Regions from separate parts of the Homo sapiens genome. Here region 2 is linked to region 1. A link is an interaction called in ENCODE POLR2A ChIA-PET data of the cell type or tissue named here. Cell type or tissue: MCF 10A. All regions are shown on one strand. Region 1 overlaps BABAM2 (BRISC and BRCA1 A complex member 2). Region 2 overlaps BABAM2 (BRISC and BRCA1 A complex member 2).

Region 1 (5,000 bases):
GATCAGCTGAGATCAGGAATTCGAGACCAGCCTGATCAACATGGTGAAAGCCCATTTCTACTAAAAATACAAAAATTAGCTGGGTGTGGTGACAGGCACCTGTAATCCCAGCTACGTGGGAGGCTAAGGCAGGAGAATTGCTTGAACCTGGGAGGCGGAGGTTGCAGTGAGCCTAGATTGTGCCACTGCACTCCAGCCTGGGTGACAAGAGTGAAACTCTGTCTCCAAAAAAGAAGGAAAGAAAGAAAGAAAGAATACAAAGATCCTATGTACCCTTCACCCACTTTCTCCCAGTGGTATCATCTTGAACAACTGTAGTACAATATCAACAACCAGGATAGGATACTGACATTGACACAATCAAGAGGCAGAACAACTCCACTAGGAGGATCCCTCCTGGTGCTTTTATCTCCACAAGTCCCTCACTCCCCCATAAATGCAGGAGGCAGAGCCCACCCCCAGGCCCAGCTGTTGCTTCATTTACACTGACTAGACACACACACACATACACACACACACACACACACACACACACTTTTAATGTATTTTGAAATGGTGGTTTTATCAGGAAAGTCTAACACCTATAACAAGCAACCCCCAGTCTCTGTGGCTAACACAGTAACGTTTTATTTCCTGTGCTGTCAATTCAGTGGTGGTCATTATGGATGAAAGGAGGACTCTGCTTCTTGCAGAAGTTCTGGGACCAGCTTCTCTGTCTAATGGCTCCACCATTCCCTATGGCCTCAGCATCCTCCACTGCACCCTCTTCTTCAGGCCAGCATGGCAGGGGCCATAGGGGTCAGGCCCAGAAGTGGCATTTATCTCTCCAACACACAGAATTTAGTCATTTGGCTCCACCTCACTGCAGGAAGGCTGGGAAATTTGTTTGGGTATGCCTAGGAGAAAAAGGAAAAATTGTTGATGAGCACATGTTCAAGAATAATCATGGCAGTATCTCTAGTTGTAGTTGAAACTAGAAGAAACCCAAAAACCCAAATGTTCACTGACAGAGGAATGGATAAATAGTGTCAAATTTACATTATTATACAACTGTGAAAATGACAAACTGTATCTATACACAATAAAGACGAAATCTTAGAACCCTAATATTGACTGAAAAAAGCAAGTTCCAGGAGACACACGATAGAATTTTTATATAAAGAGCTCAAAAACAAGCAAAACCAGACAATCTGTCCATTTATTTATTAGGGATATAGAAATCTGCATTAAAGCCATGTTTCTAAAAAAGTGAAGGTGTCCTGGCCGCAGTGGCACATGCCTATAGTCCCAGCTACTTGGGGAGGCTGAGACAAGAGGATACGTTGAGCCTAGAAATTGAGTCTAGCCTATCAAGACTCAGTCTCTAAAAAACAACAAACAAAAATGAAGGAGTGATAAACAGGCATTTTAGGACAGTGATTATCTCTGGAGAGAGAGGCAGGGAGACAATGGAGAGAGAGGGATGGCAAGGTCGCTTCAGCTTGTGGCTCATGTCTTTGTTCTGAGAGGGAGCATAGATTCAGTCATGTTCTGTTTTTCTGCTGTGTTTCAGACCTTAAGTGTGTATTACAAGTATTCTTTGGTATGTGTCACATATTGCATAATTTTTAAAAGAATGAACCAAAACATTATAATTAGTAGTAATAAAGATAAGTCTTTATTAGTTCTAAGAATGTGACAAGGAACAGATCTATTGCTTGAGAAGGTAATTCTGATAAACTGGTTTTCCTAATGCTGTGGAGTTGACCCACACTGGGGTGGCTCTACCCAAGATCACAAATGCCGGCCCCCGTTGTTTGGATCAGCCCTCGTGCCCTGGTCTTGATCTTTTCTGGTCCTCCTGCAGTTTCCTTTAATTGCCTTGAAGTTTCCAAAAGTTCGTTACACTCATCCATTGACTCAATCATCTTCAGAATCCTAGTATGAAGTCTTGAGGTCCACTGTAGAGATTATTTGTCTGCGGAGAAATCCTACAAAGCTGTTATTGTGATCCTTGCCAATGAAAGGCAAGTTTTACATATCTAAATTTACTAAACACTATCCCTTTAAAAGTATCTCATACCTACAAAGATATAACCAAATCTAACATTTCAGCAAACAAAAGCTGAGGCTTGTAACCAACAGAAGTAATTGCTATACAGTTATCACGAGAAGTACATGCCCAGCTTCCAGGGTAACCACATTACTTAATAAACATATCAAATCTCTTTTATCTTAAAAGACCCAAAGAAACCACCCCAGTAATGGTTGCCAGCCCTGATCCATCCCTTATCTGTTGCTGGCAAACTGTCTGTAAATAGTCAATCCAGAACACTCCTCTAGGTTGTTTTTTCTTGCTCTCTCCCTTCCCCCTTCTCCTCTCCATCTTGGAAGTATTCGCCTTTGCAGTCTCCACCCTCTGTAGAGACTCTGTGCTCTCTGCACCCGGAATGAGTCAGCATGTGGATACATACCTGCATTTCTAGGGAAATGGACTGGGGTTATCAGAAAACTCAATCTGTCCAACCATGGATAAAAATCAAGACATTTTATTGCAACCCAGATAGTTAGCTCAGCAGCTGCACTCTGGAACATACAGTACAACTCCTTTGGGAAATACCTAGTTGGGAGTGACTTTCGGTCTCTTGGGTAAAATGTTCCCTTCTCATACAGCAAACCTTTTGTAAAAGGGAAACAGACTCCATCCAAACTGGGTGGTAACTGGAGATAAAGGCAGGCCACTCCTGTTTGAATGTTTGTCATTTTGATGAGGATTTTGTTTAACAAGGTTTCTACCTTATCTGTCTTCTTTCAGATTTACAGCTCCAGAGCCCATAAAAGGGAGGCCACAGATGTGAACATGGGCTGTGGAAAGATTAGAAACAAACTGAGGCTATTCAATAGAAATAATCTTGAGATATTTTGGATTTTTTCTTGTCATTTTTTTTTTTTTACATTGACAATGACATCAGGAGCTCTAATAGTATTTGACTGATAGTACTTAGTAGTACTTGGCCAACTATACATATTAGGAAAATGCTGGAAGGCATATTGTCTTGACATTATTTATAGCCTGTGTTCTATTTCCTTTACTCTATGCTGAGAAACAGGGTTAAGCCTATTATTATAATTTTATTAGAAATTATTTTATTGAACACCTGTTGGGCCAAACACTGTATCAGGTACTTGAATAAGATATGGTCCCTCCCTCATGAAATTTTTTTTTTAAGAGACAGGGTCTTGCTCTTTGACACAGGTTGGAGTATAGTGGTGCAATCATAGCTCACTGCTGCCTCAAACTCCTAGACTCAAGCCATCCTCCTGCCTCAGTCTCCTGAGTAGCTGTGGTTACAGGCACGTCCCAGCACACCTAGCTGATTTTTTATTTTTTGTAGAGACAGGGTTTTGCTTTGTTGCCCAGACTGGTCTCAAACTCCTGGCTTCAAGCATTCATCCTGCCACAGCCTCCCAAAGTGCTGGGATTACAGGCATGAGCCACTTTGCCTGGCCCCTCATGAAACTTAAAATTAAATTATCTCTTTAAAAAGGAGCAGGCCTAGGAACAAGCTCTTTAAGTAGTGGTGTCTGGCACCTATGTGCACACTCTGTGTGGTCTTTATGTTTTGGAGAGAGTTATGGCTGCTGCTGCTATTGGTCGTGTATTTGACTGTACCTGAACCACATACCACCTTCGTCTTTCCTGAACCAAGAGTCGACCTGCTGTTCACCCAGATGGCATGACTATTCCTTCAGTCTGTTGCTATCTTCTGCTGTTTCTACAGAAGAGCCTCAGCCCTGAATCCAGATCACACTAATAGTTGTTATTTATGAAACACTGCAACATAAAAGTCATGATTGCCGTTCTATAGCAGAGAGGTTTAGTGACTTGCCTAAGATCCCACAGGTGGTAAATGCAGAACCAAATTTAAACCAGTTCTCAAATGTCCAAATTCAAATGCAGCTCTTTCTCTTCTGCCTTGCTTTATCTTACTCACACAGTGATGTAATGCTAGTGTTTCTTGATCCTTATACTGATATGATCTTGCCCTCTTCCCTGGGATTCAGGAGGCAGGTCTACATGAGATGCAGGCACACCGAGTTAATGTGTACAGAATATGTTCCAGAGCCTTGGAGAAACAAAAGGCTATAGCGTGTCTTATTTGGTTCTTCCCAGTTTGGAAGATAGCTGTCCATAAGCACATAGCTAGCTCTCAGTGGGATGTCTAAGGTGTTTGGCAGTGTTTGAGATAAAAGGAGGCAGCTGCTTCACATATATGGACGTCTTCAGAAGCACACAGGTGTAAGGTCTTAGGATTTTCACCCAGCATCCCAAATAGAGGAGATTTTTGTAAATGCAAGGTGGTCGAGTGTGTTTGATTTGATTAGGCCTCAGGCTGGACAAGAGCCACTACCTCCCACCCAGGCAACTTCCTGCTGCACCCTGGATTTGTTCCTTCAAGGATTCCCCAGCCAGTCAGTGAACCAACATGATTTCCTCTCCTCGTGGCCTGGGCCCTCACAGGGACAGCTGTGCTTCCAATTCCAGTGACATGACTCTGTCACAGTCTTCAAATAATTTCTAGTTTTCTTTTTCAAAGAAAGAAATTTTGAGAGCTCTGTCCACACATTGTAAAGGAAACAACCCTCTTAAATATCCATGCCCTTTACAGTGAATATTCCATTGACATATTAAACCAGAGGCAGTCTCATGATTTTGAAAAGGATTTTGGATAAATATAGAAGGCATGTATCACCCCAAATCCATCCTTTATGGAGTCATTACTTAAAAGGGAAAGGGCCAACCAGGCAGGTTAACAATATGGTACAATACAGAAAGACTCTGCTTATCAGTTTCAAAATTGTACATTTAAAACAAGTTCTCAAGTTTCAGTTTCATTTTATGTATGCATTTATGCTCAAGCTTGGTAATTACCCTCAGCTCATGACATTTATACCAATCAGTAATGTTTAATTATCCCAGATGATTACTCCGTCAGTTCTAGGCACATGGTGGAATGTAG
Region 2 (5,000 bases), 130 kb before region 1:
AAACATTTGTTCCAGCAGCTAGGTTGTTTTTCTTGGAAGTTACTACACCTAATTTGCAAATAAACTTGCTAATGAAATAGTCTCACTCTAAAAATCTAACGTGTGGGAAATGATTAGGGAAGGGTATATTTTAAAAGTCATTTTTCCAATCTCCAAAGTCCAGCTCTCTCATGTCCTTCCTCCCTTTTTTTTCTTTCTTCTTCTTCTTTTTTTTTTTTTTGAGACGGAATCTCGTTCCGTCCCCCAGGCTGGAGTGCAGTGGCACCATCTCCGCTCACTGCAAGCTCCGCCTCCCGGGTTCACGCCATTCTCCTGCCTCAGCCTCCCGAGTAGCTGGGACTACAGGCGCCCGCCACCACGCCCGGCTAATTTTTTGTATTTTTAGTAGAGACGGGGTTTCACCATGTTAGCCAGGATGGTCTCAAACTCCTGACCTCGTGATCCACCCACCTCGGCCTCCCAAAGTGCTGAGATTACAGGCGTGAGCCACCACGCCTGGCCTCTTCTTCTTTCTTACGTTAAGAGCTCTCCACAGCATACCCTTTTAGATCATTTTTCGGTTGCTTCCCCTCATATACTGTTTCCTTCAGCCAGACCTGAGCACTTGAAGTTTTCTTACATTGCCAGCACTCTCTTGCCTCTGTGCTTTTGCTAAAGCTGCTCCTTCCATGTACAAGGCCCTTCTCTAACCCCTCTTCCTGTTGAAATACTATACTTTTTCTAAGGCCTTATTCAAATACCATCTCTACCAACCATTTTCCCTGAGGACAATTAGTCTAGCCTTCCCCAGAGCTCTTTGTAACACTGAATTTATATTAATCTTATAATCTATATTTATATTATAATCTACCCATCATAGCTTTAATTGGTGATAAGGATTTTTAAAAATCTTTTGCTGAATTGCAAGCTACTTATTGAGTTGAGGAACAAGTCTTTTTTTTAATGCCGTGCATAAATGCAATACACAGTTATCAATTGCCTAATTGGCAGTCTTCTAGGTGAATAAGTAGTTCTCACCAAAATATTGGAAAATGCCTCACTGAAAGGTCTTATACTTTTCCTGGTTGCTACAAATTCACTTGGTAGAACTACGTTTATAATACCAAAACAAACTACCAAACATTCTTATATCTTTAAGTAGAAGTTTTCAAAATGAGGTTTTAGAGAAAGATTAACATAAAAGAAGTAAACTTGGGGTATGACTTCTATAAGGGCTTAGATATTTGCTAAAGTTATTAATACTTGTGGTTAATTCTTCCAGAGTTCAGAGCATAGAACAGACATGCCATTTCAAGAAGGCTGTAGTCATGGGATAGGTTTTGAGAACTGACTGTGCTAAGCTCTCATTTATTTTCTGTGTTTTATACTATCTTGTCAACTTTGAGCTATCCAAGCATTGATTATCGATTCAGACTTGGAGAGTTCTTTCAGGAGTCATGGGAAAAGCATCCCATGTGGACCCGCCCAAAGCCAACGTCAAACTCTTGCCCTAGCTGAGGCTTGTACTCCTTTTGGTTTCTGCTATGGCTCTTTCTAGGAAGTCCCAAGCCCCATGCAGTGCATTTGACAGGGAGAGGCTCAGGAGAGACCAATAGCCCCATCCACACTGGGTAAAAATTACCAAGAGAAGGCTTGCATTCCCACCATCTCCTCCATGGGCATAGAGAGATATCGTGGGCCTGGGAGGAACCCCATTCCAGTCTGACTGTTCCTCTGTCCCAGCTTGTCCATGCAGGAGGCAAAGATATTATACTCACGTTAACTACTCCCAGCAATTGGAAAAGAAAAGGGCTACTTTTGGGTCTTGTCATCATATGTAGGAAAAAATATTGATTTGTTGTACCCTAAAAAGACTACAAATTAGACAATCCTGACAAAAGAGAACATCAGTCAGATTCATTGGTAGAAGACTCTGAGATGTGTTCTAATTTGATGAAGCTCTGAAATGTGATCCCACTTCTGAAGTCTGTTTGCCCAGGGTCGTGGAATAGTTGTCTGGTGTCCCTGGCAGCCCTGCCGCACGTGGCTGCACGCCCTTACGATGCTTAGATGCATATTGTTTACCGGTCTCCCACTGCGCATTTCTATGACTTGCAGAGTAAATGCTTCTGAGAAGAACTTTGTGTTCTTGCACAAGGGACATTTATGAAATAAACATATTTCTGGCCCTATACATTTGTCTTCCAAGGAACCAAAACCAATCCGTTGAATTAGACACGAGTAAGTTCTGTTAATTAAAAAAAAAAAAAAGTCAATGGTGAGTTATGCAAAAAAAAAAAAAAAAAGCTAGTAGTCAATGATGCAAATTAGATTTTGGTTGAATATTAGAAAAGGGGAAAAAATAGTTTCTAAACCAGTTGCTTTTTTTTCCCCTGGCAGAAAAGCTGTGAGTTTTAAGGTTACATCATCAGAGCTGGCGTGAAACATGCTCTACCTTTCCCTCTTCCCCAGACTGTTGGCAGTTGTTGTAGTGAACCCAAAGGTTAAATGGGCATGAGAGTCTGCATAGCACTCTTCCACGAAAGGTGTGGGCCCTTTTCTTGGCTTGAGCCACTTTGTGGGAGTGGTTTAAAGACAACCAGCTTCCTCATTCCCTGTGCTGTTCCCACTCTGTGCATAAAAAGAGGACTTCAGCCCTGAGGCAGACCAGGTGGCATCTTTCACAAGTACAGAATTTGTTTTTAGAACTTTTTGTTAAGTTACATCTGCCTTGGAAATGAGTACTCAAAACTTCCCAGCCCACGAACGCTCACTATTATTGAGGCCTGTGTACCTGCAATATGCATGTTTGTTCTTTCAGGCAACAGAAACCCAATGAGAATCAACCACATGTGAGGCCCTTTGCTAGGTGCTTCAGAGGCTGTCAGCATAAATGAAATGTGGCTCATCTCCTTAATTTCCTCAAAGTAAGAGGGATCAGAACAAATATGGCAAGTTGTGACTTGTGGATTAATAGAAAAGGCATATTAATACATGGCATCAGAAGCCCCCTGTTCCTTCACTTATTGGCTGGCAATCTTGGCTTAAGTTAACGTTTTTGAGCTTCATTTCATCTTCTGTGAAGAGGAATAAATCTAAGTTTCAGTTTCATCTACTCCAAGTGGGGAGGTAGATGAGAAAGGCCCTACTGTAGTGCTTGGCCCATGGTTGATGCTTAGTTAGTGCTCCTTGAGAAAATACTTATTAAGTGCTATAAGAGTTCAAGAGAGTGGGAGATCACATTTCCATTTGACTTGGTGGAGAAGGAGCTTTGGAAGATTATGGAAAGCCTGGCTTTTCTAGAGATTAAATATGCAATACTGTAACAATAACAGATATGTATTTGTTCAGTACTTTAAAATATTCAAACTGCTTTTCACTTTACCATCCCATCTGATCCTCATGATAGTATGTCTATCATGTGTTTTATAATATAGCTTTTTTCTTCCATAACTTGGAGTTTTTAGATCCTTCCTTGTCTCCTTCACTGCTACTCCTTCCTTTTTTCAACCCATTAAATTATGCTAAATTGTGCTTCCTGTGATAACATCCCTAGACACTTTTGTGGCATTGCCTGTTTGTGGATGACACCCAGATCCCCATTTCTAATCTCAGCATTTCTCCCTGCTTACAGATCTGCTTCTCTAACCACTAGATAGACATGTCTATCTGTGTGTTCAGTTGACACCTCAAATTTAAAGGGCCTGAAACTAAACTCATCATTCCCCCAATAAGCTAATGTTTCTTCTTTACAGCCTGTTTTTATTCATGACACTCTTGTCTTCTTGGTGCCCAGGTGGTACATCTTAAAGGCATTGACCATACCTCATGCCCCTATTAGCCAGCCAGTTGTTTTGGACTAAAAACCCACTCTCCACAATGTCTCTGAGTCTTGTCATGCCTACTATCATTACCTAGTTCAGTCTTCCAGTTGCCATGGGTCCTGAGGGGCTCTTAACTTCTAGTTCCTTCCTATTTCAGTTTATCCATGTGGAACTGTCACTGTCCTTTGAAGTAAATTCCAGTCCTGTAATGTCCTTGCTGAGAAGCTTCAATGCCTCTCTGTTGCCAAGCGAAGTAAATGCACAGCTCTCCATCTGGCATTCAGATTCCGTGTTACAGTCCTGTTCACTTTTCCACCCTAGGCTGGACTCTACGTGTATCCTGTTGTCCAGCCAAGCAGAATTTTGTGATTTCCCGAACACATCTTGTATTTTTTTCACTTCCATACCTTGCTCAGGCTGCTCCTTAGACCAGAACATTGAGTTTATTTACCTCCCCCACAGGGTCCGTTAAAGTCCTGCCCATGTTCTTAGATCTTCTCAATCATCACCTCCTCCATGGAACATTTCCTGACCGCCACTGCCTGCCTCCACAATGGCACCACACTTTTTCCCTGTGTTTATGCCTCCTTTGTCATATTGCCTCCCTGGACTCTAAACTCTTTAAGGCCTGGGCCTCTTTTCCATCAGTTGAGGGCTGGTGAGCCACAGCCCCTCTGGCCAGGCTGGCCCTAGCCAGGCCCCTGCCCAAGCTCAACCACAGTCTCCATTGACAGGTCTGGCTGGAGAGGCAGAAAGCTGTGACACTATGTGCATGTTAAGGCGGTGGGCTTTCACAGTCATTTCTTATTGCTGTGCCTTGTGGCTAGCCAGGAGGATACTTTCCTTTATGGTCGCCTGTTCATGTTTCTGAGAGGTGGAGCCCTGTTTCATAAGAGCGGTTTATCAACTGAATCCTGGAGGTGGAATATGACTTTGATCTTCTGTGACCTATGTGACCTAATATAGTCCTGTTGGCGTCTCCAGCCTCCCCTCCCCTGCCTTTACCCCACAGCGTGCCTGGCAGCAAACATGGTCTCTTGGAATATTTGGATAGCCTGGGATCTACAAGGGCTGGGATAAAGTGAAACTTGGCTAAAGGACCTAGGGAAAGGGTGAGGGGAACTGAAAATTAAAATAATACTACTTAAAATTATGAATGAGTAAGGATATTACATTCGGATAAATTGGATCAAATAC

What was found. Peaks named below come from ENCODE experiments on the same cell type or tissue, not always from the same donor. Only the 100,000 strongest peaks of a DNase experiment are listed, where the experiment ranks them.
Region 2: POLR2A ChIA-PET joins it to region 1 with 15 read pairs; 4 of 35 experiments call an interaction of 5 or more read pairs at or near these places.

What each region holds. Positions count from the first base shown.
Region 1 is chr2:28,266,932-28,271,931 of GRCh38, forward strand. The region is part of intron 10 of BABAM2 (BRISC and BRCA1 A complex member 2); the gene reads left to right. LOC124907745 (a long non-coding RNA gene) reads right to left here. Exons shown (of 2, transcript XR_007086254.1): 1 at 2,454-5,000; 2 at 1,635-1,970. Among named protein-coding and RNA genes, the nearest start is that of BABAM2-AS2, 41 kb to the right of the region's middle. In MCF 10A, no CTCF peak of the experiment used is centred here; a DNase peak (open chromatin) is centred at 2,420.
Region 2 is chr2:28,131,937-28,136,936 of GRCh38, forward strand. The region is part of intron 7 of BABAM2 (BRISC and BRCA1 A complex member 2); the gene reads left to right. Among named protein-coding and RNA genes, the nearest start is that of MIR4263, 140 kb to the left of the region's middle. RefSeq lists a silencer at 3,453-3,653. In MCF 10A, no CTCF peak of the experiment used is centred here; a DNase peak (open chromatin) is centred at 2,515.